Regions from separate parts of the Homo sapiens genome. Here region 1 is linked to region 2. A link is a loop called in an ENCODE intact Hi-C map of the cell type or tissue named here. Cell type or tissue: Calu3. All regions are shown on one strand. Links, peaks and the distances in the headings refer to the core of each region. The heading gives the core; the rest is flanking DNA. Region 1 overlaps PGCKA1 (PDCD10 and GCKIII kinases associated 1). Region 2 overlaps RELL1 (RELT like 1).

The links. Hi-C counts contacts between places; a loop is a spot of excess contacts. Peaks named below come from ENCODE experiments on the same cell type or tissue, not always from the same donor. Only the 100,000 strongest peaks of a DNase experiment are listed, where the experiment ranks them.
Region 1: a loop joins it to region 2, with 4 times the contacts of the local background. A loop is called at or near these places in 7 of 110 quality-filtered maps.

What each region holds. Positions count from the first base shown.
Region 1 is chr4:37,456,500-37,472,225 of GRCh38, forward strand. All of the region lies in intron 1 of PGCKA1 (PDCD10 and GCKIII kinases associated 1), which reads left to right. It overlaps LOC124900691 (a long non-coding RNA gene), which reads right to left. Exons shown (of 3, transcript XR_007058098.1): 1 at 137-15,726. Among named protein-coding and RNA genes, the nearest start is that of PGCKA1, 10 kb to the left of the region's middle. In Calu3, for the core only: no CTCF peak of the experiment used is centred there; DNase peaks (open chromatin) are centred at 7,152 and 8,102.
Region 2 is chr4:37,665,763-37,681,488 of GRCh38, forward strand. All of the region lies in intron 1 of RELL1 (RELT like 1), which reads right to left. Among named protein-coding and RNA genes, the nearest start is that of RELL1, 13 kb to the right of the region's middle. RefSeq lists enhancers at 307-1,506, 789-1,346, 10,217-10,426. In Calu3, for the core only: no CTCF peak of the experiment used is centred there; no DNase peak of the experiment used is centred there.

The DNA of each region.
Region 1 (15,726 bases), core at 4,736-12,735, 210 kb before region 2:
AAGATGTTCCAGAGCTGCAATGAATATTAACAAATGACAAAAGGAATATTGTATCTCACTCAAACTTTATCAGAAGTGCTGAACTCTGTTCTGTTCAGTGTACAAGTGGTTCTACAAAATTTAATAAAACCCTGACCTGGCCTTGGAGACATCATGTGCGTAGACCCAGAGACACCAGAGAGTCGATGAGTTTCTGGGGACACAGTCCTTGTCTTCAGAGATCCCAATATCTTGGGAGAAACCATTGAAGGATCTTAAGCACAGCAGATCTCTATTTTAGAGAGTTCATGCAGGCTGCAATGAGAATGAAACAGGAAAGATACAACCAAGACCAAAGGCAGCTGCGGCAAAAATTTAAATTAGAGGAGAGAGAGAAGTGAACTGATTCGAAAGATAGTTAAAGAAGCACTGGTATTTAAGATTTTAACTGTAAGAACCCATTAATTGACTTGAATCTCTGACGTCAATTTACATGTCATTTCAAAATACATTTTCTCTAGGTAGATAAATGTAAGCCACATTTCATTGCAATGTTCATGTGGATTCTAGTTCCTCTAGAGCTCCTCATGGTTTTTAATCACAGAAAAAGGTTTCTGATAAATAGCCAATTATATTTCACATTTTCAACAACCTAGTGCTTCTTTCTACAGACTTAAATATCTACATCTGAAGGCAAAGCTGAAGTAAACTGTTGCCCTCATATTATATACACATTCTCTGATTTAGCTTAACTCCTTCTGGGAGTAAAAACACCCTGACATTTGATTGTTTAACACTAGTGGAAATGGACAGTAGAACAGCCTTTCTTTTTTATTGTTTTCAGTTGACCACAACATGGCCTGCTGTATGTCACAGAGAGGACTGTATTATATTTGTAAGAGTATTAGTGACGTGTGAGAGGCTATACATAATGCCTGTGAACAAACAAAAGTCACCTTGGTTATTGACTCATTGCCGCATGCATAGCTTTTTAATACAATGTGTATTTGGATGTATTTTAAATTTATTCACTTGATCACTAGTTGTGGAGTAGATGTCTACACACAGGAGTTTTGAAATTTGATTTTGGTGTTGTTTTCCCTCATTTGATAACTGAGTATCATATATCTTGGTTATTAACGTGCAATAAATACAAAGATTTGATTCTGTATAGCTGTGAAATAGTACTGCTTTTATTTGGTCAGATTGTCAACAACCTTAGTCCTCCAGAATATGTATTGTAACCTAGAAATGCATAAAAGAAGTCCACCTGCACCTTCAAATTGTTGTTAAGAGTCACATACTTAAGATTCCCACTAGAACTTATTTGGCATTATTTCATTTCTGATTCCTAATGAGCTTGGCTACCTGGGTTCCTGGTCCACAGCAAGATCTACTTTATAGTTTCAATGTACAGCTCTTGTGATAAGTATGAAATGTGGTTACAGCCAAATGCTAGGCAGCAAAGACAATACAGTGAAGGTGGTCTGTGATTAAACCCTAAGTCTACAAGAAAAACATTAAATTGTGTTCAAAACTATCTGTTAGAAAGGAAGAAGTACTGCCTTTTGGTAAAAAGGACCCTTGATCCTTTTTAGAGCTGGAAAAGAACCTTAAAAGTTACTTGGTCTAACCACCTTAATTTACAGGTGAGGAAACTGAGTCTCAAAGAGGTTAATTGATTTGTCCAAAGTCATACAGCTGCCCATTGGAAAAACTGCTGGGACTGGAATCTCAGAGTCCCAATTCCTGGTTTAGTCATGTTCCTACTTCTGACTAAAAAGCACAAATGTTAGTACTATGAAAAACTCATTCTATATTAAGTATAATATTGTCCAAAACATAGCCACTGTTTATTGAGAAATTACTTATATATTCAGTATCAGTTATCTATTGCTGTGTAACAAATCACCCCACACGTAATGGCTTAAAATAACCACCATTTATTGAGCTTGTGCTTCTGTAGATAAGCAGTTTGGGTGGGCTTGGGTGGGCAAATTACGTTCTTTTCCAGTTTCCTCCATGCATCTGTGGACACCAAGGCAGCTCTGCCTCTGAGTATTGGCGGACCATCGGCCATGTCACGTGGGGAGCAGCTGAGCCTCACGTCTTTCATGATTTAGCAGCCTAGCCTGGGTTCATCACATGTTGGCTCAACTTGGTTGCAAGAGAGAATGGAAGCAACGCCCCTTGAGGCCTAAATTCAAGCTGACACAACTCACTTCTACTCCAGTCTATTTCAAAAGCAACTCGAGAAGCCAGCTCAGATTCAAGGGGTGGAGAAATAGACCCCACTTTTTAATGGGAGGAACTGCAACGTTACATTAGAAAATGGCATGGATTCAGGGAGGGATGGAGAATCATGGCCTTTTTCACAATTTATAATATACACCTCGTACCTTATGTAACTTGTCTAACTTAATTCTCACAATAGCACTGAAGGTTAAGGCAAAATTCCTATTTTACAGGTGAAGAAACTGAGAACCAGACATGTTAGTCTGGATTAGGCAGGACAGATGGTGAGTGATGAATCCAACACTGGGACTTGGGTGTGTCTGACTCCAAAGCCTGTGCTCAGTACCACGACGGAGCTCTGCCTCCCTACATAATGCTGCAGTGAAGGGTGGTGGTATTACTAAGTATTATACGGCTCAGAGTTTTGCGTGAAAAAAAAATCAAACTTTAGTAAAACTTTTTCATGATTTATATGCTAAGAGAAATATCAAACATGATTATGCCCTCAAAGAACATATGGTCTCATTTATATATGGTTGCAGTGTGCACACATGTTATTTAAGCAATAAAATTCCAAGTAAAGAGAAGTAAGACTGGATAATCAGAGAAGCTTAATAGAGGATGAAGTGATGAGTTCAGGGGAGCCAAGAGAAAGCCCTATTTAGAATAGTATCTGTTAATATCTCAAAAGATCCTCACGTCATTTATATAAATTAAGTAATATTCCCATTATACAAGGGAAGTTATTTGCCCTTAGTCACACAGCTAAAACCTAATCAAGATGACATTTAAACCCATGTCCATGTATCTCAAAAAACTATTCCTTTTCCATTTTTTTCCAATAAGCCAGTAAGCTTTGGTCCTCGAAGTGAGGTCCATGGACCAGCAGCATCATAACCATCTGGGAGCTTGTTGGAAATGCAGAGTCCTGACTTCACCTCCAGTCTACTGAATCAGAACCTGCATTTTAACAGGATCTCCCAGATGATTGCATAACCACAGTAAATGCAGAGCCCTGCACTAAAGGGAGCTTGGAGAAATGACTTGTATTAAGATAGGTGAAGGAGGGTGGAAGAGCTTTCTTTCTTTTTTTTTTTTTTTTAGCTTGGTTTTTTTTTTTAATTTTATTTTATTTTAAGTTCCAGGATACATGTGCAGAACGTGCAGGTTTGTTACATAGGTAAACATGTGCCATGGTGGTTTGCTGCACCTGTCAACCCATCACCTAGATATTAAGCCCTGCATGCATTAGCTATTTATCCTGATACTCTCCTCCCCCTGCCCTCCCTACAGCCCCGGTGTGTGTTGTTCCCCTCCCTGTGTTCATGTGTTCTCATTGTTCAACTCCCACTTATGAGTGAGAACATGTGGTGTTTGGTTTTCTGCTCCTGTGTTAGTTTGCTGAGGATGATGGTTTCCAGCATTATCCATGTCCCTACAGAAGACATGATCATGCTTCTTTTTTATGGCTGTATAGTATTCTGTGGTGTATATGTGCCACATTTGCTTTATCCAGTCTGTCACTGATGGACATTTGGGTTGATTCCACGTCTTTGCTATTGTGAATAGTGCCGCAATAAATATACATGTGCATGTATCTTTATAATAGAATTATTTATATTCCTTTGGGTATATACCCAATAATGAGATTGCTGGGTTGAATGGTATTTCTGGTTCTAGATCCTTGAGGAATTGCCACACTGTCTTCCACAATGGTGGAACTAATTTACATTCCCACCACCAGTGTTAAAGTGTTCCTATTTCTCCACAGCCTTGCCAGCATCTACTGTTTCTTGACTTTTTAATAATCACCATTCTGACTGGTATGCTGTGGAATCTCATTGTGGTTTTGATTTGCATTTGTCTAATGATCAGTGATGAGCTTTTTTTATATGTTTGTTGGTCACATAAATCTCCTCTTTTGAGAAGTGTCTGTTCATGTCCTTTACCCACTTTTTGATGGAGTTGTTTGGTCTTTTTCTTGTAAATTTGTTTAAGTTCCTTATAAATTCTGGAAATTAGACCTTTGTCAGGTGGGTAGATTGCAAAAATTTTCCTCCATTCTATAGGTTGCCTGTTCACTCTGATGATAGTTTCTTTTGCTGTGCAGAAGCTCTTTAGTTTAATTAGATCCCATTTGTCAATTTTGGTTTTTGTTGCAATTATTTTTGACGATTTCATCATAAAATCTTTGCCCATGCCTATGTCCTGAGTGGTATTGCCTAGATTCTCTTCTGGGGTTTTTATGGTTTTGGGTTTTACATTTAAGTCTTTAATCCATCTTGAGTTAATTTTTCTATGTGGTTTAAGGAAGGGGTGCAGTTTCAGTTTTCTGCATATGGCTAGCCAGTTTTCCCAGCACCACATATTAAATAGGGAATTCTTTCCCCATTGCTTGTTTTTGTCAGGTTTATTGAAGATCAGATGGTTGTAGATGTGTGGTCTTATTTCTGAGGTCTCTATATCTGTGTTGGTACCAGTACCATGCTGTGTTGGTTACTGTAGCCTTGTAATATAATTTGAAGTCAGGTAGCGTGATGCCTCCACCTTTGTTCTTTCTGCTGAGGATTGTCTTGGCTGTATGGACTCTTTTTTGGTTCCATATTAATTTTAAATTAGCTTTTTTTCTAATTTTGTGAATAATGTCAATGGTGGTTTGATGGGAATAGCATTGAATCTATAAATTACTTTGGGCAATATGGCTATTTTCAAGATATTGATCCTTCCTATCCATGAGGATGGAATGTTTTTCTGTTTGTTTGTGTCCTCTCTTATTTCCTTAAGCAGTGGTTTCTAGTTCTTCTTGAAGAGGTCCTTTACATGAGGGTGGAGGAGCTTTCTAGGCAGGGAGAACAGTGAAAGCTTGGACGCTGGGCTGGAATCAATGCCACAGGTATGAAAGCAAGTGGAGGGATTGCTGGACTAGAGTAGGGGTGCGTTTTTGGCAGTAAAAGGAAGTTATGTGAGACTGATGGAATCGCTGTGGAGCCTGATGAAGTCTGCTTGTTAGAAAGGTTAATCGGGCAGTACTGAGGCTGGCCTGGCAGCAGTGACCCTGGTTGTTGCTTAGGCTTTGCTGTCCTTTAGCTGTCCTGTGAAGAGAACTCAGACCAAGGAAAAGATGGAGGAAATAGAGGAGAAGGATGCAATCTGGGAGGCATTTCAAAGCACCTTCCATGGGACTCGATGCCAGATCTTCTAAGGGAATAAAGAGAGAATGTGAACATGATTCTGGACTGTCAAGTTCTGAACTGTGCTTCCCAACCTTCAGGCTGGGATGTTATCTTTGCAATTCTTTGCTACTGTAAAAGAAGGATACTTTTTGGTGATTGTGGTTTTGTTGTTTGTTTAAAGGCAGCTTCCCCCATTCCTTTTCATTATAGCAGTTTTTCAGCTTTTGCTAAGAGGTAATTCAAACATTTAAATTCCAAATCTGTATGTCCATGTAAATAGTGGGGAAATTTTTTTGGCAGGCAATTATTTGTAATGAAATAGTTCTTTATGTAGTTCTGTTTATTAGGCCTTCCCAACAACCCTGTGATATCTATGTAGGTAGGATTATGATGATCATTTCATAGTTAAGGACACAGACTTGGAGATGTGATTCAGCCAAAACTTGAACCCAGGCCTGCTGGCTCCAAGCACAATTCTCTATCTGTCCAACTAAAGCACTTTGCAGGTTTTCTATTTGGTCTTTGGAGGAGATTATCAAACTGATCAGTCTTTGGTTTACTTTGGTTTGACTTTTTTCATATACACTGTGCCAAATTCAGAACGATGCTTCAAAGTTTATATTGGTGGTTTGAAGTAATTATTTCATGGAAAATTGAAAATGCCTCATTAAAAACTGATTTCCTCCCCTGCCTGATTTTCTTATTTTATTGAATCCATATGTTGATCCCAATGGCAACAAACCACACTTCAAATTTCAAATGATGTGAGCAATTTTGCCGTCCATTCCTTTGTTTCTTTGAATGATGAAAAGATTTTTATTTTTTTTCAATTCAATTTCTAAGCCTATTTCTTAAGCAACTAAGCTGAGGCTTTAAAAATGTCCATAGATGAGGTCAGGAGATCGAGGCCATCCTGGCTAACACAGTGAAACCCCATCTCTACTAAAAAAATACAAAAAATTAGCCGGGCTTGGTGGCAGGTGCCTGTAGTCCCAGCTACTCGGGAGGCTGAGGCAGGGGTATGGCATGAACCTGGACTGCACTCCAGCCTAGGTGACAGAGCGAGACTCAGTATCAAAAAAAAAAAAAAAAAAAAAAGTCCGTAGATGACAGAATCATGACCTGGAAGGGGTCTTCAGTGGTCCAAACCCCTCATTTTATGGATAAGAAAACTGAGGCCTAAAGAGAGAATGGGACCTCTTAAAGGATCTCCCATAAGTTGGAGGTTGTTGTAGGGCTGGGACCCATGTCTATAACCTTCCTGTCCTGTGCTTTTTCACTCAACCACTTCAGAGCTGTTCCTTTCCCTGTGGCAGCGTCTCCCAGCCACTGGTGAGCAGTGTAGGGAAGTTGAAAGAGTTCACATTTTAAAGCCGCCATTACCTGGGTTTGAATCCTGGTTTGCTGGCTACCTGGCATGTGACAAACGCATTTAATGCTATAGTCATTTCCAAAGAGAATAATAAAACAGAGTTAATTGGCTAGACCGTCAAGATTGCAGTTACAATTTATCTGCATTCTCTTTTAAACTTGACAAGACAAGTTTTATGATGCTCACCAGGATTTGGTTTTGGCAAAGGAAGCCAAGTGTTCTAGGGGTGGACATAGTAAAAATGGAAGAGATCCACTGCAGCCCAGGCAGAGGCCCCACCAAGCCTGATCCCCCTGCTGTAAAATGAGTTCAGGCACTACTGTTGATGCCATGCATTCTCTGTTGGAAGATAAAACACAAGTATTTCCTGGTGCTGCAGCACAGGGCTAAATTGTGGCGCTGGGGAGGTGAGCCTGAAAACAAAGGCAGATAGAGAAGTCACAGCTCACTGGTGAGGGAGCTAGAGAGTTGTTTTCTTAATACCCTCTGCCTTTGAATCTGCCTAGATTCAAAGATTTAATGGGGCAAAAGGAGTGTTACTTTTATATAACCAAAAAAAAAAAAAACTAAAATAGCTTTAGAGAATAAAATTACTGAAACTGCAACCCTTGACAGGCAATTGCCCTTTAAGAGTTAACTAGACAAACAAGCAAAACAAGCTAACAAATACAAACTCAAGAATCCACGGCTGGAGCACATCGCAGGTCCCCTAATGGCAGGTATGACTAGGCGAGGCACAAGTACACCCGCGCCCATAAGTCAGAAATTATGAGATTCATCCTCCCAAACACAGATGACAGCATCATATGCACATTTGTTTGCATTAAATCAGTACTCACCTCTGCAGGTGCTTACCCTCTATTCAGTTTAAGTGAGCCCTTTGGAAAGAAACTGGGTGTGGGGGTTGTATTTTCTTCCATCACTAAGCCATTTGTTCCACTGTACTTCTTGTGTAAGTCTCAAAAGAGGAGAAGCTATGGCCCACTTGGAGTCAGGCCTGGCTGCCCCAGAAGAGACGGTAATGAGGGCTGGACTCTCATCGGGTTTGAATTTTGGCTCTGCCATTTGTTGTGGGACCTCAGAAATACTTAAAATTCCTGGATTTCAGTTTCCTCATCTGTAAAACTGGGACGCTAACTACTCCTGGATTTCAGTTTTCTCATCTGTAAAACTGGGACGCTAACTACTTCCTCTAATGTGTGTCTACCTAGCACAGCCCGCCCTTAGTAAATGTTTAAATAATCTGAGTCTCAGCCTCTATGGCCTCCCATTTTCTCAAATGTAAAATACATCTGGACTAGAGCAGAATGGGAGGTACAGGATGGAAAGAAAGAATGAGGGAGGGGCTCAAACTACACACACCTTCTCCTGGCTCCCCTCGTCTTGACCTTATATAAAAGCCACACGAAATAGCAGGAAGCTTTCAAGCTTAAACTCTTGGGATTTCCCCTGAATTTCTAACTAGAGATGTAAATTTCCTCATTATGAAATTGTCTACTTAAATATCTGTCCAGGGATAGTTTCAAATGTTTCTAAATATACCCCAAGCATGTAAAGAACTTGTTAGGGTAAAACCTATAATCAATTCCATGTTTGTATTAGTGTGAGGCAGAGAGGATGCCAAGGACTGAATTTGAGGAAAGGAAGCAACAGTGGAGTTCACAGAGAAAGCAGAACTTATTTACATGCTGAAATGATCACAGTATAAGTAGGGAGACTAAAGAAAACTGTAAAATATGGAGAAATTAAAGCTCAAGAACGTGACCTTTTCTTGATTCTCAGTTCCATGAAGAGTTTTCAAAATAACAAAGGTGGCATTTATAACATTTAAAAGAGAGGGCCGTGGCCTCACTTTTCATATTTAGTATATTCTCCATTCTTCATTTTGTGAATTGGAGTTTTGAAAAAATATTACTGTAAAATGTTCTTATACTGGAGGGCCCATTCCAATTAGTGAACCTAGTGCCACAAAAAGCTTTTTTTTTTTCTATCAATGTGTAGAATAAAACCTAAATACCCTTTTATTGAACAAGCATCTGCGGAGGTCAAGCACCGTGCCAGGTGGTGAGGATACAAAGGTGAACAAAATGGACCTGGACACAATCTTGGTGGGAGACAGGTATTGATGCAATAACCATACTGGTGTGGATGGCTTCCCTGAGGAAGGGATGTCCAGCTGGGATCCACAGGATGAGTGGACTCTTACCCGGCAAAGGGAGCCCCAGAGAGGGGAGGGCGAAGGGCATGCTGATATGGCTTGGGGGGATGGTGTTCTGAGAAATGTCTTGAGCACGAGGAGTACCAAGAGAAGTAGACAGTAGCTTCATCCTGCAGGCCTTGCAGACCACATGCTAAAAACCAACCTCAGCTAACCTGGTCCTTCATATCTACCAGGTCCCTCTCAGTGGATGTTAAAAACTCCAGAATTTGGAGGTGGGTGAGGATAAAGAAACCATCCTCACAGCCTCAACACTTGGTCTCGGGTTCGATTCACCCTCACAATCCAAGTTTGATTAGTAAGCAGGAATAAAAACAATCATACATCCTGTCCTGTAAGCTTGGTGAGGCCCCTCCTTCTATTCTTTTGGTTTCTCCAACTGTATCTTCATGGAAAGTTCATGAAAGACAAATGTGACACTCTTCTAGAAGAAGAGTTGAGGTCACCTAAGAGCTTAATTTAAGCAGCAAGAATGCTTTGAACCGGCCACTGAATGAGCCATTTCTCAGAAACAAGCACTAGGAACATTGGGAAGGGTAAAAGATACTGGATTGCTGTAATCACATTGTTGATGCAAGAGTGGGAGTGCCTCTCACTACACTATTTCTAGCCAGTCCACACTCATACAAAACTGATTTCACCAAGGAAAAATAACTTCTAACATCCATTTTGCAAACTCATAAAGTCCTTTGTGTTGAGTGGAAATAATGAGGCTAGCATACCTGTACAAGCCATCTCTGCCTTCTGATTATATTTCGTTTCTGAAATATTATATTTATATTTTGAAATATATCTGAAATATTAATGAAATATAATATCTGAAATATATTTCATTTCTGAATATATATTCCTGTTGGGGCAACTCATTTAATCTACATCCTAAAGCACAGATTAAAAGCACACTCATAAATTCCAAACTGTCTACGCTGACATACCATAAATTAGCAAATTGCAGACAATACAACCTTATAGTTGGTGGTCTTTATTTTAAGAACAGTGAGAAGCTATTGAAGGTTTTAAACTGAGGAGTAATAAGATTTGCATCCCTGGCTGCTGTGTAGGAAGAAGGCAAGACTGGGAGAGAAGAGATCAATTAAGGGACTATTGCAGAAGAAGATGTTGATTCTCCTCTTGAATAAAGTAGAGGCAATTATAGAGTGAGAAGTGGATGGGTTCCTAGGATAGTCAATAAGATCACCAGTACCTGGTAATGGGATAGGAAATGGGAAGTGAGGGAAGAGGTGTCAAGATTGAATATTAGGACTTGGGTATACAAGTTTTCTTGCAGTATTGTTTGTGATGAAAAAAATCCATATATCATCAACATATACAATATGTAGGCCAAGCACGCTGGCTTATACCTGTAATCCCAGCACTTTGGGAGGCCAAGGTGGGCAGATCACCTGAGTTCAGAAGTTCAAGACAAGCCTGATCAACATGGTGAAACCCCATCTCTACTAAAAATACAAAAATTAGCTGGGCATGGTGGTGGGCACCTGTAATCCCAGCTACTTGGGAGGCCGAGGCAGGAGAATCGCTTCAACCCGGGAGGCAGAGGTTGCAGTGAGCCAAGATCATGCCATTGCACTCCAGCCTGGGTGACACAGTGAGACTCCATCTCAGAAAAAGAAGTACAGTATGTAGATACAGTGCAGTACTCTGCACTGATTTAAAAATGAGATGTATGTGTAATGACATGACAGAAATATTCAGGATATAGTCTTAAGTTTTTAAAAACTTGTTGAAGAAAAATGCACTTAGTGTTTCATTTTAATAAAATAGGAATGATTATAATTAGCTCTTAACAGAAAATAGCTGGAAGAATAAATTTTAAACAAATAACAGTGAAGATTATAGGGGCATTTACAAACTATATTTGACATTTCTGTACTCGAGTTTTTGCAACTCTCATGTTTACTTTTGTAGTCAGGGAAAGCAGACTTTGCAGAAGAGCAAACTGCCCTTCTTCTATCATAGAATCTTCTGATCCTCTGTCCTAAAATGATTGCTCCCTCTTCCGAATATCTTCTAGATTGTTAGAGCCAAAAAGGGCTTTAGAGATCATTTAGTTCTACGTCTTCATTTCACACATGAGGAAACTGAGGTCTAGAAGGACTAATGGGGTGGCCAAAGTCACATAACCCTAAATTAAGAGCAAGACCAAGACTAGAACCAAGGGATATACTGGCTTGTGGTCTAGAATTCTTTCTCCTACAAGCAAAGTCTCCTCTAGCACTCACTGTATCTGTGAATAATTTGGCTTTACTTGGAAGGCCTCATAAATAAATATGTCTTTCTCCTCCAGTAAATTTGTGCTTGAACTCAGAGTCAGTGTCCAGTATCACGTTCATGCATTGTGAAACATGCAGTACAACAATTGACAGGCTTCAGTTAGATTTCAGATCTGAGGCAACACTAAAATTTGGGGAAAAGAAAGACTCCCATTTGTGGTTTGTACTTACACAGCACTCTCAGGAGCTCGCTCATGTTCTCTCTCTGTCTTTCACACATACAGTAGGAATAAGTTAGTTGCCTAATTGGTTATGCTGGGGAAATGAACTTTGGGTTCAGGGCATGTCAGTAGGTACCTTCCCACTTGCAACAAAATACCAATATCCCGAACTTCCGGAAGGAAATGGCATGGCCGTTCAACTTTAATCTGTTGATAATGTCAGTAATTTCCCACAACTATATTCAACACTTTCTGGTCCTACAATTCTCATAGGTCCTTTTCACACAGTGTGTCTCAGGGACTGTTTCATATCTCACAGAGACACAGCCAACCCTGGCTTGACTATGGGCGTGGAGCAGTGTTTCACATTGTCAACCCCTCATGTTGTGGGGTTCAGCCAGATGGAGGCTTTTGAATCACTGTTCAGTGATATAAACCTCCTCCTTTGACCGAAATGAGAAATGATGGCTACTTTGTCCCTTGCCTTGTAGCTCCCCAGGGGCAATTAGGGAGTTGCCCCAGCCTGCAAAGGGCTGTGTTAGGATCTCACCTCTGGTGCCTCGTCCTTTTCTTCTCCTCCCCTGAAGCTAATCATGACACTTTTGTCTCTACTGAGCTCCACTTGGCATCTGGTGTTCATCGTCTAAATGAGCTGCTATCTCTAGGAAACTATTCTGCTCTCTGCCTCCCATTTTGCAAATTTGGTGTGTTTGTTTCCAGTGTTTTATTAATTTATTTCAACTGAACATTTTCCATATCCTAAACATTGACATTATTTACGTTACCATCTGCTTGATGTTTTAGACTCTGTATACCCCCCCACACACATATGTTTGTGTAAGATTCAGTTCTAAAGTCTTTCAAACCAGTTTTCTTTTCCAATAGTTAATTCTGTGCGGGTTCACAATGCCTTAAATATTTAAGTATCCATGTAATGCATTTATATTTTTTATCTTAAAATTCGGAAAAAACGTTAAGCCTCATAACTATGATATTCCTTTAAATTGTATTAAACTAGGATTTTGATATACAGTCATGTACCTCATAACAACGTTTGGGTCATATACCTCTTATACAATGTTGGTGCCTTAAGATTATAATACCGTATTTTTACTGTACATTTACTATGTTTAGATATGTTTACAATTGCCTACAGTATTCAGTAGTATAGTCACATGCGGTACAGATTTGTAGCCTAGGAGCAACAGGTTGTACCATCTAGCCTAGCTGTGTAGTAGGCTCTACCATCTAGGTTTGTATAAGTACACTCTGATGTTTGCACAAAAACAAAATCACCTAGCGACACCTTTCTTGGAACATATTCCCATTATTAAGCAATGAATGACTAAATGATATAGGGAGAAATTTAAAGCACTAATTATTTTCTCCTCAGTCAGCTGTAAGTCTGCCTTTCAGTAAGCTTACATTGTTCTTTTCGCAAATGCAGAAATTTATTTCTCAATAAGCTTCTTGAATACCAACTTCACATAGAGACTGTGTAGTAGTCAAGGAGAGAAAGCGTGGAAGAGCAGCCAGTAGACCCTCATTGCAAGTAGAACAGGAAGGAATGTGACTGAACCACACCCCAGTGGATCTTAGAATCAGAAAATTACAAGACAACACATAGAAAATTCCAAGATGACAAGATTGTTGTGCCCTGGAGGGTTATTAAAAGAGTTGGTATTATCTCTATATAACCCAGACCTGGACTGTATATGTGCACCCTCAGAAGTACCTGGAAAATTTTATGTTTCTCATTTCGTTCAGCTATGCCCAGACCAAGCAATAATCTATCGGACTTATATTATTCTTGGTATGACATATAGTTACTGAATTTTCTAGTGAAATGCAAAATATGTTGGATGGACAACAGGATGAGCTATTTGAGTCAGTCTGCTCTGAAACTCAAAGGTTGATGTTCTCCATAACTTGACCCTTCCATATCTGCACACAGACCCATTATCTGCTTTGCCACAAGAACGCTGATCATATTCTCTTCCAAATGGATAAGGCAAAGCATTTTTATGCCAATACTATGACACTTTGGGAGATACAGTTTGTATGCATAAACATTGGGACATTTTGATATTCACTGATTCAGTGATAAATTATTATTCACTCAACAAATATGTATTGAACATCTCCCAAATTAAAACTGCCATGAAAGAGTTAGAACATAGCATCTGTAGATATAATTAAGAGCTACTACCGGGGAACTTGTTTATGTTTCTTAATATCTACAACCAACAGATTAGTACTTTCTAGCCATTTGTTTTTTGATTCATAAAGTTTTGAGAGTAAAGAAATGTAAGAAAAAAATCAATTACCTCACAATCAACTGAGACTGTTTTCCTGCTAGAAATTCCCAGTTGGAACTGATTAAGAAATGTGTGTTTCTGATAAAGGTACAGGTGGAGCCAAAGGATAAAAGGGTGCTGTGTCTTTAAATTTAAAGATATTTTATAATTGTCCTTGAAGTTTCTATTTTCATTTGTTTGCTTTGGGTGGGACATGGAAAATATTTGCCTACTGTATGGTACTAATCTTCATGCATGTGTTTGCAAATTACCTTCCCTGTGAAAAGGGTGGAGGCATTTCATTGGTGATGGCTTTTCTTATTAAATACTTGCAAATGCATGAATTTTCTGCACCAAAAGTTGGTGAGTTCATTTTATATCTGAAAGTCGGGTTTAAGAGAAGATGGCTCAGAAGCTTCAAAAGTGTGAAACTTTAGGAATTAAACATTGGGTTCTCTAGTTATAAATTATCACCGGAGCTACCTTAGTTATATGCTTAGTATTTTCATTGTAAGCCAGTTATTTTCAAAGTTTTGGTGAACCCTAATATTTATTCTAAATTACATTGTTTGAAGAATCTTATTTTGCTTACCTAAGAAGTTTTTTTTGAGATGTAGAAAAGATCTTTAAATTATTTTGAGTGGCTATGTGTGGTTTTCTTCCATAAATTAAAACTTCGATAGTTCAGAAATTATTATTCACTCAACAAATATGTATTCAACATCTCCCATATACTAGGAAGAAAGTATGTCAGCCTTCCTGAAAGCCCACAGCATATTTTTCACAAACAGAGAACTTTAATTTGCAAATAAAATTATTGAATTCTATACTCCCACACCACGTACCTGATGTTTCTAAAAGAAAAACATTAACTAAATTTCGCAGTTTATTTGAGCAAAGAACCATTCATGAATTGGGTAGCACTCAGAACCAAAAGAGATTCCAAGTTCTGCTCCACAGTGAGCAGTGAGCTTACATTGGCTAAACTTGGAAGTAAAATACAGAAATAACTTGATTGGTTACAGCTAGGTATTTGCCATAGTTGAGTATGGTCTGGTCAGTTGGCTGCATCTGATTGGCTGAAACCCAGCTATTTGTTACAAAAAATATTCTCCTAAGTTTTCATTTGTTTATATACTAAATTAGCTTACAGTTTGTTATACAGGAATTCAAAGCACAGAGACAGCCTCAGTCTTTTGACCCCCTGCTTATTTTGCTTTAACAGTATGTAAATGTATTCTAGAATGAATATAATTTCATATATAAACGTAATTTTATTGAGCACTAACTACAAGCTAAGCATTATACTCTGGGATGGTCAGGATACAGAAGTGAACAGAATCCCTGTAATATCTACTGGGAAAGAGGAACATTAAATAATCCTTAAATAAAAATAGAATTTAAATTGTGGAACAACAAAGGAAAGATCAAAGAGGTATATAATATCCTTAAATGGGATCCTGTTTAAATGATTTAAATGGGAGAGGGGAGGGAAGGGAGAAGGCAAGGAAGGCTTTTCAGAGAAAGTGAAGTGCTAAAAGTAGAAGAATGAAGAAAAGTTGGCCAGGGGAAAAGGTGGAGAAAATTGGCTATATACAATTTTAAAAAATAAAGGGAGACTTCATTCTGGGGGCAAGAAACCTGGTTTCTAGCTTAAGAGATGCTAGCAACTGCCCTTGAGCCTGTCTTAACCTCTGGCCTCATTTTCTTTAAGTGAGAAATCTGAGTTGGATAGAAGGATCTAGGATTTCTTCTCTTATTTGATCTGTGATTAATATGTATGGCTACCTTATGGGGAAGCTCTCCAGTGGCTCCGTCTGGGCTGGTTCCTGGAGCTGTCATCATCTTAGTCCACATTCTTTCGGTTCTTGGAAATGGGGAAGCTGCATACTGCGTGTGCCCCTGGCAGGCATTGGCTAGGACTTGCGACAGTCATGCAGTTAGGCTTGAGCGACTTCAGCCTCCTGCCCTACCCATGTCCACAAATTTATCTACATCTG
Region 2 (15,726 bases), core at 3,170-11,169:
AGTGAATTCCCTGAAGCTTACAGAGAGCTGGTGCAGGAAACCAGTCCTTGGGGAGCTAGATCCCTGGTTTCTGGGCACAACTGGCACCTGTCAGGGTTAGAAGTCCAGCCAAGTCATTTCTACCCTGCAGAATAGGACATAAACTAATCACATGGGGAAAAAATGGGTGGTGCTGAGCTGGCTGGAGGGAAGCAAGGGCGTCAGAAAGGAAGACTGGCCCAGCACCCGACCAGGCAGAGGGAGAAAGAGAGATGGTGACTGATGCCCCTGTGGAGTGTTGGGGGTTTATGATTTCCAGATCCAGGGCCTCTAGGATGCTCAACTACTTTACCACCAACTGCTAACAGCCACTAACCTTTACTGGAATTTTTACTTACATTATCATTTCTTATCTCTACAACTCTGAGATAGGTGTTAATATTAAACCCATCTTAGAAATGGAGATGATCAAGAACAAAGTATTGAAGCTGAAGTCACTCATCTGGGAAATGGCTGGGCCAACATTTGAACCAAGGTCTGTTGCACGCAGGGCCAACTCTGAAGCAAGACTACTCCCTATGAAGCATGGAAGCAAAAGCAGAAACTGGCTTTTTTCTTGGCTGCACTGTGTTCAATTTGTTTCCTAGCTGTGAAGCCCCAGGCAAGGTCAATTAGCATCTCTGTGCCTCAGTTTCCTCATCCATAAAATAATAATAGTTTCTAAGCCTTATATGAGATTACTAGGGTTTATCCAAGTTAAGACTTGATAAATGCTAGCCATTATTGCTGTGATTATTATTATCTGTGGTAATAAGAGCAAAGCAGTTGCTATCCTCACCAAGCTCACAGCTCAGCTGGGGATATAAAATCAAACATCCAGAAAAGGACAAGGAATCACATGAGCTGGGCTGGAAGGGGCAGTGTTAAATGTGGGGTGCAGAAAAGATAAGCCCTGGGGGTGAGTGAGCAGCGACCACACAGCACTGCTCAGGTGGTACCACAAGGCCAGGCAGGCACCCACATCCCCACATGCAAGCCAGTGTTTCTCTTCCTTCCAGGAACAGGAAGCAGATAATGACTAAACAGAGAACTACAAAAGTCCTAAACGAAGGGTTTTCCAATTAGTCACAGGTTAGGTCGGGCAATGTTCCTGCAAGACAGGCACGTGGGCTGGCTTCTGAGAACATAGGAACTGGAAAAGGAAGGTGAGTAAATGTTGAGCTCCAAGGATCTGTCCCGGCTGAAGTCCCCTGGTGTGAAGTCCCCGCTACTGCTGTTAGAGAAAGGGCAAAGTAAAGGAGGGAGTAGGAAAGAAAATAAAGGTCACTTCAGAAAAGGCAAACGAAGGAAAGATTGAACAGAAGTAACCAGGAAAACCCTAGACGTAGGGAAGTCAATGTTAAAGAAGAGAAATGAATGTCACTAGCATGAAACCCAAACAAGAACTCTGAAAACCAGTAGCAACCAGTGAGACACACAGAAAAAAATACTATTAATAATAGTCACATATTGATGTATAATGTGTACAGTTACTATTTCAAGCATTTTTCAGATATTAACTCATTTCATCCTTACAATAACTCTATGGGGTAGCTTCTATTATTTCCAGCCCCATTTAAAGATGTAAAACTACAGAACAGAGAGGTTAAGTAACCTATGCCAGGTCACACAGGTAGCAAGTATCAAAGGTGACTTTAATCCAGGCAGCCTGGCTCCAGAACTCCACACTCTGCTCCATTACTGCTGAAATGTGAGGGCTCACAGTTTCAACATTCAGTAAAAGTCCATGGAATGGGATTCTCCATAGCTCATCTCTATTATAGATACTACAGGGTTCACGTAGTAGAGTTAGAGAAGGTAGAAAACCTACAGATAATCATTATCCCTGTAACACAGCAATAAATCTACAATGACAGAATGGCATTTCCTAGTGAGTCAGTTATTAGGAAGAGAAGGTACATTTAAAAGTTACGTTCTTTCCAAGTCAATTTATCTTTTTTTTTAACCAAGTGCTAATTGTTAAAAAGTAATTCTGCTGCCATTTGTAAGATACAAAATTAAAATGCTACCCTGATCTACATATAACACTGATGAAACAGTTGGTTACTTCTCAGAAATCCTAAACTTCCTTTGCACTCTTAAAACAATAGAAACACTTTGTATGAAGGGATCAGATTTGTCATCACCCACTTTGTCCAAAATGATCTCAATTGTGAATGAAAAATGTTAAGTGAAAAAAAAACACATACAAAGCAGTATTTAGAGCTTAAATGGTCCCAGTTTTTATAAGAAAAAAAAAGACATCAAAATGTTATCAAAGTGGTAAGATTATAAGTCATTTTTTTTCTTTAGTGTTTTGTGTCTTAGCATTCCCCACATTTCCTTTTATTTTAATTATTCACAGTAAAATCACAAAATGTTTTTCAAAAAAGGGAGGAGGTATGCACAGAAAAAAAGGAACCCCCTCCCCCTCCCCCTCCCCCTCTCCCTCTCCCCTCTTTCCACGGTCTCCCTCTGATACCGAGCCGAAGCTGGACTGTACTGCTGCCATGTCGGCTCACTGCAACCTCCCTGCCTGATTCTCCTGCCTCAGCCTGCCGAGTGCCTGCGATTGTAGGCCCGCGCCGCCACGCCTGACTGGTTTTCGTATTTTTTGGGTGGAGACGGGGTTTCGCTGTGTTGGCCAGGCTGGTCTCCAGCTCCTAACCGCGAGTGATCCGCCAGCCTCGGCCTCCCGAGGTGCCGGGATTGCAGACGGAGTCTCCTTCACTCAGTGCTCAATGGTGCCCAGGCTGGAGTGCAGTGGCGTGATCTCGGCTCGCTACAACATCCACCTCCCAGCAGCCTGCCTTGGCCTCCCAAAGTGGCGAGATTGCAGCCTCTGCCCGGCCGCCACCCCGTCTGGGAAGTGAGGAGCGTCTCTGCCTGGCCGCCCATCGTCTGGGATGTGAGGAGCCCCTCTGCCTGGCTGCCCAGTCTGGAAAGTGAGGAGCATCTCTGCCCGGCCGCCATCCCATCTAGGAAGTGAGGAGCGCCTCTTCCCGGCCGCCACCCCATCTAGGAAGTGAGGAGCGTCTCTCCCCGGCCGCCCATCGTCTGAGATGTGGGGAGCGCCTCTGCCCTGTCGCCTCGTCCGGGATGTGAGGAGCGTCTCTGCCCGGCCGCCCCGTCTGAGAAGTGAGGAGACCCTCTGCCTGGCAACCGCCCTGTCTGAGAGGTGAGGAGCCCCTCTGCCCGGCCAGCCGCCCCATCCAGGAGAGAGGTGGGGGGGTCAGCCCCCCGCCTGGCCAGCCGCCCCGTCCGGGAGGGAGGTGGGGGGGTCAGCCCCCCGCCTGGCCAGCCGCCCCGTCTGGGAGGTGAGGGGCGCCTCTGCCCGGCCGCCCCTACTGGGAAGTGAGGAGCCCCTCTGCCCGGCCAGCCGCCCCGTCCGGGAGGGAGGTGGGGGGGGGGGTCAGCCCCCTGCCTGGCCAGCCGCCCCGTCCGGGAGGGAGGTGGGGGTCAGCCCCCCGCCCGGCCAGCCGCCCCATCCGGGAGGTGAGGGGAGCCTCTGCCCGGCCGCCTCTACTGGGAAGTGAGGAGCCCCTCTGCCTGGCCAGCCGCTCCCTCCGGGAGGGAGGTGGGGGGGTCAGTCCCCGGCCCGGCCAGCCGCCCCGTCCGGGAGGGAGGTGGGGGGGTCAGCCCCCCACCCGGCCAGCCACCCCGTCCGGGAGGTGAGGGGCGCCTCTGCCCGGCCACCCCTACTGGGAAGTGAGGAGCCCCTCTGCCCGGCCACCACCCTGTCTGGGAGGTGTACCCAACAGCTCATTGAGAACGGGCCATGATGACAATGGCAGTTTTGTGGAATAGAAAGGGGGGAAAGGTGGGGAAAAGATGGAGAAATCGGATGGTTGCCGTGTCTGTGTAGAAAGAGGTAGACATGGGAGACTTTTCATTTTGTTCTGTACGAAGAAAAATTCTTCTACCTTGGGATCCTGTTGATCTGTGACCTTACCCCCAACCCAACCCTGTGCTCTCTGCAACATGTGCTGTGTCCACTCAGGGTTAAATGGATTAAGGGCGGTGCAAGATGTGCTTTGTTAAACAGACGCTTGAAGGCAGCATGCTCGTTAAGAGTCATCACCACTCCCTAATCTCAAGTACCCAGGGACACAAACAATGCGGAAGGCCGCAGGGTCCTCTGCCTAGGAAAACCAGAGACCTTTGTTCACTTGTTTATCTGCTGACCTTCCCTCCACTATTGTCCTGTGACCCTGCCAAATCCCCCTCTGCGAGAAACACCCAAGAATGATCAATAAAAAAATAAATAAATAAATATAAAAAAAAAAAAAAGAAAGAAAAAAAGGAACCTGTTAAAAAAAATACCTCCCAAGTATAATTAACATTTATGTTTTCTTGCTGGAACTCTGGGGCATTTTTTTCTCTTTTTCTACTTTTTGCAGTTTCTAAAATGTCCTGATCATAATCGATAGTTTTTTTTTTTAACTGTAAGTAACAGTCAATGAGGAGCCATCATTACTATAAGGTTGAACCATATGAAATTGTCACTGTAGTGTCAGAGTAATATTAATAGTGTAGACAGCGGTAAACCAGGATACTGGAAATCCCTTAGTAAAGAGACTACTAAACCTACAATCCATCATATTGACATTTTAGATGTTTCCATTGGTTGGAGGCAGAGACAGTGCTATGAAATCTTTGGTGAAAACCACAGGAAACAAGAGTCAAAGAAAACCATATAGTAGTATAACTTCTACTTTATTACACTATAAAACACAATGTAAACACATAAATAGTAAAGAACAGCCTGATAATTTTTTTTCTTTCCCACTAAATCTTTTTTTTTTTTTGAGATGGAGTCTCACTCTGTGGCCCAGGCTGGAGTGCAGTGGTGTGATCTCTGCTCACTGCAACCTCTGCCTTCCAGGTTCAAGTGATTCTCCTGTCTCAGCCTCCCAAGTAGCTGGGACTACAGGCACGTGCCACCATGCCCAGCTGATTTTTTGTATTTTTTTAGTAGAGACAGGGTTTCACCATGTTGGCCAAGATGATCTCTATCTCCTGACCTCGTGATCTGCCCGCCTTGACCTCCCAAAGTGCTGGGATAATAGGCATGAGCCACCGCACCCGGCCGCCCCACTAAATCTTTTAAAAACACTTTTGAGCCTTTATCTTCTAAATAGTAAACTATGCAATTTCAGAGAGATTATTCCAGCCCCAACGTTTTCATATTATGAGTTGGTTTTTCCCAATAGGAAAGACTTGTCTGTTCCATTTTTCCTAAACCCAGTTCTCCAACACCAACCGGGTGTCCCACAATTCAATTAAATTCTGATACCACCTAGCATTTAGTGCAGACTCCACAGGTTAAATACTCAATCCCACAAGACTGACCCCACTTCAGATGCCAGCCGCAAATGGGGTCCCCAGGCTAACTGCACTTCTGCCTAGGGACTACAAATTGGGGGCTTTCCATGACCCCCCTCAATAAGTTTGGCATTTTGCTAGAATTATCAGAGGCGTTTGAACCAGAATAACTCCATCTTGAATAATGGCTGGGTAAAATGAGGCTGAGACCTACTGAGTTGCATTCCAGGAGGTTAGGCATTCTAAGTCACAGGATGAGATAGGAGATCAGCATAAGATACAAGTCACAAAGACCTTGCTGATAAAAGGGTGTGGTAAAGAAGCCAGTGAAAGTCCACCAAAATCAAGACTCAATGAAAGTGACCTCTGGTTATCCTTACTGCTCATTATATGCTAACTATAATACATTGGCATGCTAAGAAACACTCCCACCAGCACCATGACAGTTTACAGATGCCATGGCAATGTTGGGAAGTTACCTATATGGTCTAAAAAAAGTAGGAAGCCTCAGTTCTGAGAATTGCTCACCCTCTTCCTGGAAAACTCACGAATAATCCACCCCTTGTTCGGCGTATAATCAAGAAGTAACCATAAAAATAGCCAACCAGCAGCCCCGAGGGCTGCTGTGGAATAGCCTGTGGAATAGCCATTCTTTATTCCTTTACTTTCCAATAACCTTGATTTCACTTTACTCTACGGATTTGCCCGGAAGTCTTCCTTGCACGAGGTCCAAGAACCCTCTTCTGGGGTCAAGATCGGGACTCTTTTGGGCAACAATGACTCACAGAATTCAGAAAATCCCTACACTTATGATTACAGTTTTATTATGAAGCATACAACTCAGATACAGCCAAATGGTAGAGATTCATAGGGCAAGGTATGGTTGGGGAGCAGGCACGAAAACAGAACTTCCAAGCCCCCTCCAGGCACACCATCCTCCCAACACATCCATATGTCACCAACCCAGAAGCTCCTAGCCTCCTTGCTGCAGTTTTAACCAAGTTTTTATCACACAGGTTTGACTGATAAAATCACTGGCTGTTGTTGAGTGAACCCAATCTCCAGCCCCTTTCCCTTCCCAGAGATCAGGGATTGCAGCTAAAAGTTCTAACCCTGTAATCACATGGTTGGTTCCTCCGGCAACTAGTCCCCATCCCGTAGCTACCTGGGGGCCCACCAAGAGTCCAAGGATCACATTAGCACAAACTCAGGTATGGTCTAAAGGAGCTCATTATGAGTAACAAAAAATGTTCCTATCACTCAAGAAATCCCAAGGGTTATTTTTAGGAGTCCCAGGAATCAGGGACAAGATCAAATATATCATTTGTATTACACCACATTGACTCAAAGTCAAGAGTCTTTACTCACTAATATATCAAGATGCAGCACTGAACCAGTGTAGAAAAGATCAACCTTCTCAATCACAGGTTTGTGGCGGCAACAGATCAACTACCATATGGTTCATGCAAAAGAATTCTCTTTCCCTCCTTCAAGTCTTCTCCATCCCTATCCCTCCCACCCACCCAGGAACTAAGATCCACCAGATCTACTTAGTTTGTGTAACTACTGTTTCCATAATATGTAGGCATTGGATGTATACTGAATTACTTTGAAGCTGGTTAGTTTTCCTTCCCCCAAATCTATTTCATCACATCATAAGAAATTAAGGGACTGAGAAAACTCACCAGAAGTGACAGAGATGGAGCCCTTAGCCAAGCAGGATTTACAAATCATCCCAATGCTGATATGCATGGTTTATTTAGAGATTGCCTTAACACTGACAGTCCTCCAGACTGGGAAGGAGAAGTAAACAAGGACAAGACCCACAGTAGGGCCAAAAAATGAAAATATACCAACATACTTCCAAAATATAAATGTTTAATGGTTGAGAATTCAATAGTCTGGACCATGTGTGGTGGCTCATGCCTGTAATCAAGAATTCAATAGACAAGCTGATTTGTATAATTTGAAGGTATTTACTCTAACTTAAGAAAAATACATAATTAGCGAGCTTTAACCATTAATGAACACTCCTTGGCTTTCACACCACCAAGCCATCAAGACTATATACTTTTTTTTTCTTTTTTTTTTTTTTTTTTTTTGAGACAGGGTTTCACTCTGTAGCCCAGGCTGGAGTGCAGTGGCACTATCACAGCTCACTGCAGCCTTGCACCTCTGGGCTTAAGTGATCCTCCTGCCTCAACCTCCTGAGTAGCTGGGATGAAAGGCACATGCCACCATGCCCAGCTAATTTTTGTCCTATTTTTGTAGAGACGGGGTCTTGCTATGGTTTTCGGGCTGGTCCTGAACTCCTGGCCTCAAGCGATCCTCCTGCCTCAGCATCCCAAAGTGCTGAGATTACAGGCGTGAGCCACCACACTAGGCCAAAACTATATACTTAGCACTTACTTCATGATTCTCATTTCTCAGCACTCCTTAAACTTTGAAAAATTGTTTCTATCTGCATATCATATGGATTGCATTAAATCTATTCTGCTGCATAGATCCTATTTGTGTTACTTACAAAGGACTGTATTATGTTTGATGGCTCACCCTCTGCCTCCCTACCACCTACACTTCTGCAGATAAGGAAATGGGAATGGCAATCTGAACTGCCCTGCTGACAGCACAGGGCCCTGTCTCCTTTCGGCTCAGCCTCTGGGGCTCTTCTATCACATGGAAATGCATGGGGGCCTCTTGTTGTCCCCTATCCTCCGCAACTACACAGTAAAGTGCAGTTTCAGGGGCTCTGTCGCCTAACCTCAGTCTCCCCTCTGCAGCCTCATCTCACATGACTTCCACTGAGGAGTCTCTGCCACACCCAGTCTGCATTAACTTCTCTATTCCCACCTCCATGCCTTTGCACACAGGCTGTTTCCTTTGCTCAGCACACCATTCCATACACTCCCTTTTAAGGTCCACTGAAAATGCCAAGTTTCAGGCTATGAATGAAGTCTTTTCCATCGCCCTTATCAGAAGGAAAGTCTCCCTCCCTTTGATCCCACACAGCACTTTGTCTGTAGTTCTCTGATTACACCAAACACATTCTCTACTATACTATAGTGATTTGTATTCATAGCTTATCTCCCCCTTCTCAATCACAAGTTTGTGGAGAACAAAAAAGAAGTTTGTTATTCATTTTACATACCTACATAGCACCTGACGATATCTCAAATAAGAGAAACCTCATTTTTAAATTAACTGCACACTGTAAAGAATGATCTACAAGTTTTACCTGCAATGACTATTAAAAAGGGCTGAGTTGACAATCACGACTGTGAAATGAGTTTCACCTTCAAAACCCAGCTTCTTGGCTCTATCACATAGCTTTAAACAATATCCAATGCTTCCCTTTTTCTTTTGGTGGTTGTTCTGTGTTTTGCCTTTAGAAGGAGGATGGAAAGAACTGAGGAAGCAGTAAAAGCATTCAGGCCGTACGAGCATATAGAAAAAACTTGCAAAGAAAAATGAAGAAACGCCTGCTCATTAGCCATCTGCCACTTCACCAATGCCAGGAAATTCCGGGCAGCTGTTTTTTATAAAGTGGATAATTCACATAATTGTGTTGGGGACTTCCAGCTATGAAGAACTGTTAGAACATTTGAAAATTAGTGTTCCCAAGTTGTACTGTGATACAAAAGCCCAGTGAATTCTTCAAACTTCCACCTCTTACAGGAATCTGAGAAAACCAGATAATGTTTACATCTACGCATGGGGAAGGAAGGCTTGGCAGATTATTGGTATCGAAAGGAATTCTTTTTAGTTAGTTTTTAACCCTACCTGTCTTGTGAATGTGCTATGTACAGGCTCTTTGTAAGTCTTCAACCATGCAGCAAAATCCATCTAGCCACTCAAAGATTGGTAATAGCATAATTGTCTAATGTGTGTCTTTTCAGGAAATTGAAATTGATATGTTGTATCTCCCTCATGCCAAAATTTTATAAAAATCATTTCTAAGCCTAATGACATGTAAACTGAATTACCCCCTCCAAATATTTACTCTAAAAGCAAGTGGACAATTTCTGTAGAATTCCTAAGATAATCATCTCCTGCTAAAAACAAAATCTACATTCAATTTATAAGATGCCTTTGTATTCTCTTTAAGAAGATGAACCTATAGTGAAAAAGCTCAAAAACAAATTAAATATAAAACTTTCCTTCTACTAGTGGTGCTGGGCACCGAATACCTGCAATTTCACATAATGCAAAGCACATTTGAGAACAATGAACACACACCTCACGTTGACTTCCCCTCCTCTGACTTGAGCAAGAAATTCCCCTTCTCTTCATCTTGGTTATTCCCTGTAAGTCTCAGTTTCCACATCTCCACAGAACAGAGAATAACATGCAACCTGCTCCACACAGTGGTTGCAAGAATTAAATTTGATCAGGCAATCAAATATTTTGTACACATTTCATATGCTCAGCTGCCTCAAGAAGCTCTAGTTAGACAAAACAAACATGGTGGAAACAATTGCATGTAACTGAGGGCTAAATAACATGGAAAAGATGCAACATGTATCCATAGACTTGTGGACAGTGTATTCACAGGAGGCAATAAAGGCAGTGAGAATACCTAGGAAATGTTTCCTGGAAATGCTATCCTTGATCTCAGCTTGAAGGATGGTCAGAGGACAGGATACATACAGCCCCAAGAAGAGGAGAGGGGATTCCATCTACTCTTATCTCTTTCACTCCCCTGCTCACAGTTGATACTTAGCCAGCATCACCTGGAAACATGAGAGTTGAAAAGCAAATCTCCAGACCCATCCCAGTCCTATGGACTCAGCACTCTCAGGTGGGGCTCAGAGATCTGTTTTAACCAGCCTTCCAGCTGGACTTCTGAACACTCAAGTTTGGGAACCACTGCTGTTGCTTTGCTTGATCTTACCTCCTCTCTTCGGTGACCACAAGTTCTTTCCACCTGACCAACTCCTGCAGTTTTTGCAGCTGTAAATTTCACTTTCATTTCCTCCAGAGAGCATGCCCAACCTGCACTGGAGTCTAGTTTGTCCATGCATGTCCCAACCCCAGCCCTAGGTTAGGTATTTTGGCCCTGTGTCATACTTTCCTTGACAAGGTACTCAGGGCATGTCATTTTGCTTGTTTAATTGCCTTCCTGATAACCTACTAGCTCCATAAAGGCAGGTACTGAGTCTATTTTGTTCACATCACTTCATTCTCAGAGCCTTGCACACTGTAAGGTACTTTGTTAATACCTGTTGGATAAATAAGTAAATCAAAGAAGCCACGAAACAATTGGTTTTGAATAGTATAAAGTACTATAAAATCAGGAATATGATACATATACAATTAACAGATGCATTTGAAGTACCGGTTGTAGAAACACAGCTGAGTTTAGTTTGTCTTTGAGAAGAGTTTCATGAAGAGATTTGGGTTTCGAAAATCTCTGCACTGAAAATGCTACCAATGTCACACCATATCACCTGATAAGGTAGTATTGATTGTTTGTTATTATCATTCTTGGCAGTATTGCTTGTTTGTCATTATCATTCATTTTTCCTCCATGACCAGATTTTTCTGCCTTTGGAGCAATTTGGCCCACAGAGGCTGGCAGACAAAACAGCCTCTCACCAGTGCAAGAGAAGGGCTGTGGGGAGGCTTACATCTAAGATTTGTGGGTGAATATTGGAAACAGTAACTCTTCACTTTATTATAAAGAAAAAGCTTTGGACCAAGAGTCCTAACACCTGAATTCTAACTCTGGCTTCCTTCCTTCCCTCATTTAAATATTTAAATATTTACTCTATTCCGGGCCCTGTGCTTGGATCTGAGCCTACAATGGCGAACAAGACATACACGTAGTCCCTCCCTCACCAAACCTAAAGGTCTGCTCATCTGCTATGGGCTACAGCCACTCCTGACTCCTACAGGACACCGAACCTTTCTGGGCTAGTTTCCCCATCTGCAAAGAGAGGGTGTTAATTACAAGATGACCATCAAAGTCCCTTCTGAATCTAAAATATGACTAAGAATAACACAATTACTCCCATGAGTCAGTTAGCCAAAGTTCTTCCTAGTCCTCCTCATCCTACATCCAAGGAGCTGAGAAACCAGGCCCTTGAGCATGAGGATCAAGGGCATATGTAGATCAAGGAAACCTGCCATAGGCAGCAAGGCTGGATCCACTTCCATAGACAGTCTAACAGAATGGGAAGAGTCCCAGAATGAGGAAAGACACTCACTTAAGTCCTGGCTGTGCCAGCTCAGTTTCTGCATCTGCTAAATAAAAGCTTGGAGGACACAGTCAAGGTCTCTTCCAGCCCTAATACTACAGGACTCTGCTTCCTCCTCCTAAGAGTCTCATTCATTGAAACACTCATCAAAGAGCCACGAGAAGATGAACAATAAGCACTCAGACCCTGGATAATCACAAAGCATGTCATCATCAAATCTACATCAAATACTAAAGAAAAACTGTCACAATTTTGTGACTACACCTATAGATCAGCTATCTAAGAATAAACCAATTGGTGAATCTTCCAAAGTTCTTCCAGAAGAAAATGTCATGCTCTACCCTACACATTAGGCCATTCTTGCACTGCTATAAAGAAATACCTGAGGCTGGGCACGGTGGCTCACGCCTGTAATCCCAACACTATGAGAGCCCAAGGCAGGTGGATCACCTGAGGTCAGGAGTTCCAGACCAGCCTAGCCAACATGGTGAAACCCAGTCTCTACTTAAAAATACAAAAATTAGCCGGGCATGGTGGCAGGTGCCTGTAATCCCAGCTACTCAGGAGGCTGAGGCAGAAGAATCACTTGAACCCAGGAGGCAGAGGTTGCAGTGAGCCGAGATCACACCATTGCACTCCAGCAGCCTGAGCAACAGAACAAGACCTTGTCCCCCCAAAAAAGAAATACCTGAGACTGAGTAATTTATTTTTTAAAAAAAGAGGTTTAATTGGCTCACAGTTCTGCAGGCTGTATAGGAAGCATAGTGGCATCTGCTTCTGGGGAGGCCTCAGAAGCTTCCAGTCATGGCAGAAGGCAACAGAGGAGCAGGCACATCACATGGCGGAAGCAGGAGCAAGAGAGAGTTGGGGGGGAGGTACCACACACTTTTAAACAAACAGATCTCTTGTGAACTCACTCACTATCGTGAGGGCAGCACTTCTCATGATGATGCTAAATCATTCATGAGAAATCTACCCCCATGATCCAATCACCTTCCACCAGGCCCCACCTCTAATACTGGGGATTACCATTCAACATGAAATTTGGGCAGGGACAAATATACAGACTATATCACCTTATAAAGGTAATGCTTTCCTTCCTTCTTTGCTTAGTTTTGGTGGCTAATGGCTCTGCCCCACAAATCCCCTGCCTCCCAAGAGAACTCTGCCAAGCCCATCAGACCCTACTCCTTCGGGCACTGCCCAACATCCCCTCCTCAAAGCCCCCTCTGCCCTTTACACAACCAGCACCCAGGGCTCAGGAGCAACAGGTGACAGGAAACCCCTCAAGTAATGGCAGAGGCCCAAAAAGGAAAATTCTGGAGTGGTTAGGAACTTTGTCTCATTCTTTAGCTGTGATAGGTTAGTATCTGGTTTAGCCTAGGCAATAATAATAATACACTTTTTCATCACTTACTGTGTGCCAAGCACTCACTAGTTTTATCTTACATAACTGACACAACAATGCTATGAGGCAGCTCAGCCATATTCTCTCTATAATACCGATAAGGAAAGTAATTTAAAGATTTTTTTTCTCTCTGTACAACAGGCACTTTTATTAGTGGCTGGAATGCAGTTATCCACAAGAGTGCACAAACAAAATGGGAGAGGAGGATCAGGTAGGGCTGGCAGCTGGCAAGGGAAATGGGAGATACCTGGCTGGCGGGTTCTCTCTGTTTGAGATCCTGGGACAGTGCTATCAAGTAAAGAGAAGAAGCCGGGGGCCTTGGGGTATTGCAGGTGGGAATGGAAAACCAGGTCCTCTGAGTTCAACAGGTTTGGCAAAAGGATCCCCAAGGTAAGATGTCCGGCCCCTCTACCCATCCATCCTCCAGAAAATCCCTTGGGTAGATTCAGTTTCTCTTACAAAGAGAACTGTGTTAGTAACTGGCAAAAGAAAGCAGAGGAGAAATTTGGCCCAAACTCTCCATCTAGCCGACAAGTTTCCATTCTAATTGGCACCCATTCATAAAGTCACTTGGAATAAACAAAATCTTAGTTTTTTGGGGGTACCCTTATTTTCTTAGATTTCACACTAGAGTACCAAAGTTGTACTTCTTTTTCTGAAGTGTCACTCATTTGAGGACTTATTTTCCCCATTGGAAATTTTGCTACTTTGAGCAGTTTTATATTTGCCTCCTAACAGACACAAATAAATGAGTCACAGAAGCGAAAATGCAGGACCATAATCCCTTATCTGAAAACCTGGAAGTCAGATGTGCTTCAAAGTTCAAACCTTGTGATTTTAGGAAGGTAATGCAATGCATTTAGCGCACAACCTGTAACACTCAAATCAAATTCATTAATATTATTCAGCAGAACATGCAAATAGTCAAGATAGAATAATATATACCATAGAACCACACATTAGGCTGGGTGTGGTGGTGCATCCCTATAATCCCAGCACTTTGGGAGGCCGAGGTGGGTGGATCACATGAGGTCAAGAGTTCCAGATCAGCCTGGCCAATATGGTGAAACCCCATCTCTACTAAAAATACAAAAATTAGCTGGGCGTGGTGCATGCCTGTAATCCCAGCTACTCGGGAGGCTGAGGCAGGAGAATCTCTTGAACCCGGGAGGCGGAGCTTGCAGTGACCCGAGATCACACCACTGCACTCCAGCCTGGGAGACAGAGAGAGACTCCATCTCAAAAAAAAAATTAAAAACCTCACATTAGTTCAAGTTAAGTTTTACAACCTACAGAGGGTATCAAAAGCCTACAAGAAAAACTTGTTTTCAGAGCTTTTTACATTTCAGAATTATCCATAAAGGATTACACACTTGCAAATGGCTCAAAAACTAGAAGAAAACAAAATCAACCTGATAGTTACCAACCATGTACAAATTAAAACAATCAAGGTACCAATTTTTGCCTAACAAATTAGCGAATATGTTTTTCAGAGAAAATAACAAGAATATGAAATTGAGTCTTTTTGGCTATTGCTGTGAGAATGTAACCTGGGATGACCTTCAGATCAACACTGATGTCATCAATTGCCTCAAAAATGTGAACATCTTTGACCCTCAAAGTGCCTTTTCAGGAACCCATTTTCTGTGGAAGTCCTCTGATATTTAGGCAAAGTTTCATGCACAGAGGCATTCATTGAAATGAGTTTTAAAACTCACTTAAAAATAATGAGCAACTGAAATCTCCCAAATAGATACATAGAAGTAAAATACAGTGAATCCATATAGTGGAACAGTAGGCAGCCCTTTTTTGGGTGTATAGGGAAATAGAGAAACATTTCTGTGTAACATAAACTGAAAAAGTCATGATACAAAGTTATATTGCATTATGAACCTATCCGAGTTAAAAATGCAATTAAAGAACCTATGCGAGTTAAGAACGCAATTACAGGCTCATGCCTGTAATCCCAGCACTTTGGGAGGCCGAGGCGGGCGGATCATGAGGTCAGAAGATCGAGACCATCCTGGCTAACACGGTGAAACACTGTCTCTACTAAAAATATAAAAACAAAATTAGCCAAGCATGGTGGTGGGCGCCTGTAGTCCCAGCTACTTGGGAGGCTGAGGCGGGAGAATGGCATGAACCCTGGAGGCGGAGCTTGCAGTGAGCTGAGATCGCGCCGCTGCACTCCAGCCTGGGTGACAGAGCAACACTCCATCTCAAAAAAAAAAAAAAAAAAAAAATGCAATTAGAGAAGACCAGAATGAAATATGCTAACAATGGCTAGTGCCTTGGAGTAATGGAATCAAGGGTGATTCTCGCTCCTTCCTCCCACAAACTTTAGATCTTTGGGGAAATTTTCCAAAAATACCTAGTGCACTGTATTTTAGCTAAAGGGAAATGAGAAAAGATGGCTTGGCTACTTAACTCCTATGCAACAGTAGCAAACTCTAATCTGAGGTGTCACTCTGGGCTTTTTAAAAATCCCTATCATTGCAAAGCTATCACCACCTCCAGAATAAAAACTGTTTAATATATGTGGTCCACATTTATTTGACAGTTTAAATGACGTAATATAAATCAAGCCTAATGCGCACTCTGGAGAAAAAATACTATATTTTTTAAAGATACACAGGATAAAAGATATATGCCACTTTGCCATTTACCCAGAACTTTCAGAGACAAGAGCTCAGTAAGACAGAGCAGCCAGTAGGACAGAGAGACAGGTGTTGGCACAATGCCCATTTTACAGGTGAGGAAATGGAGGTGGACAGAACC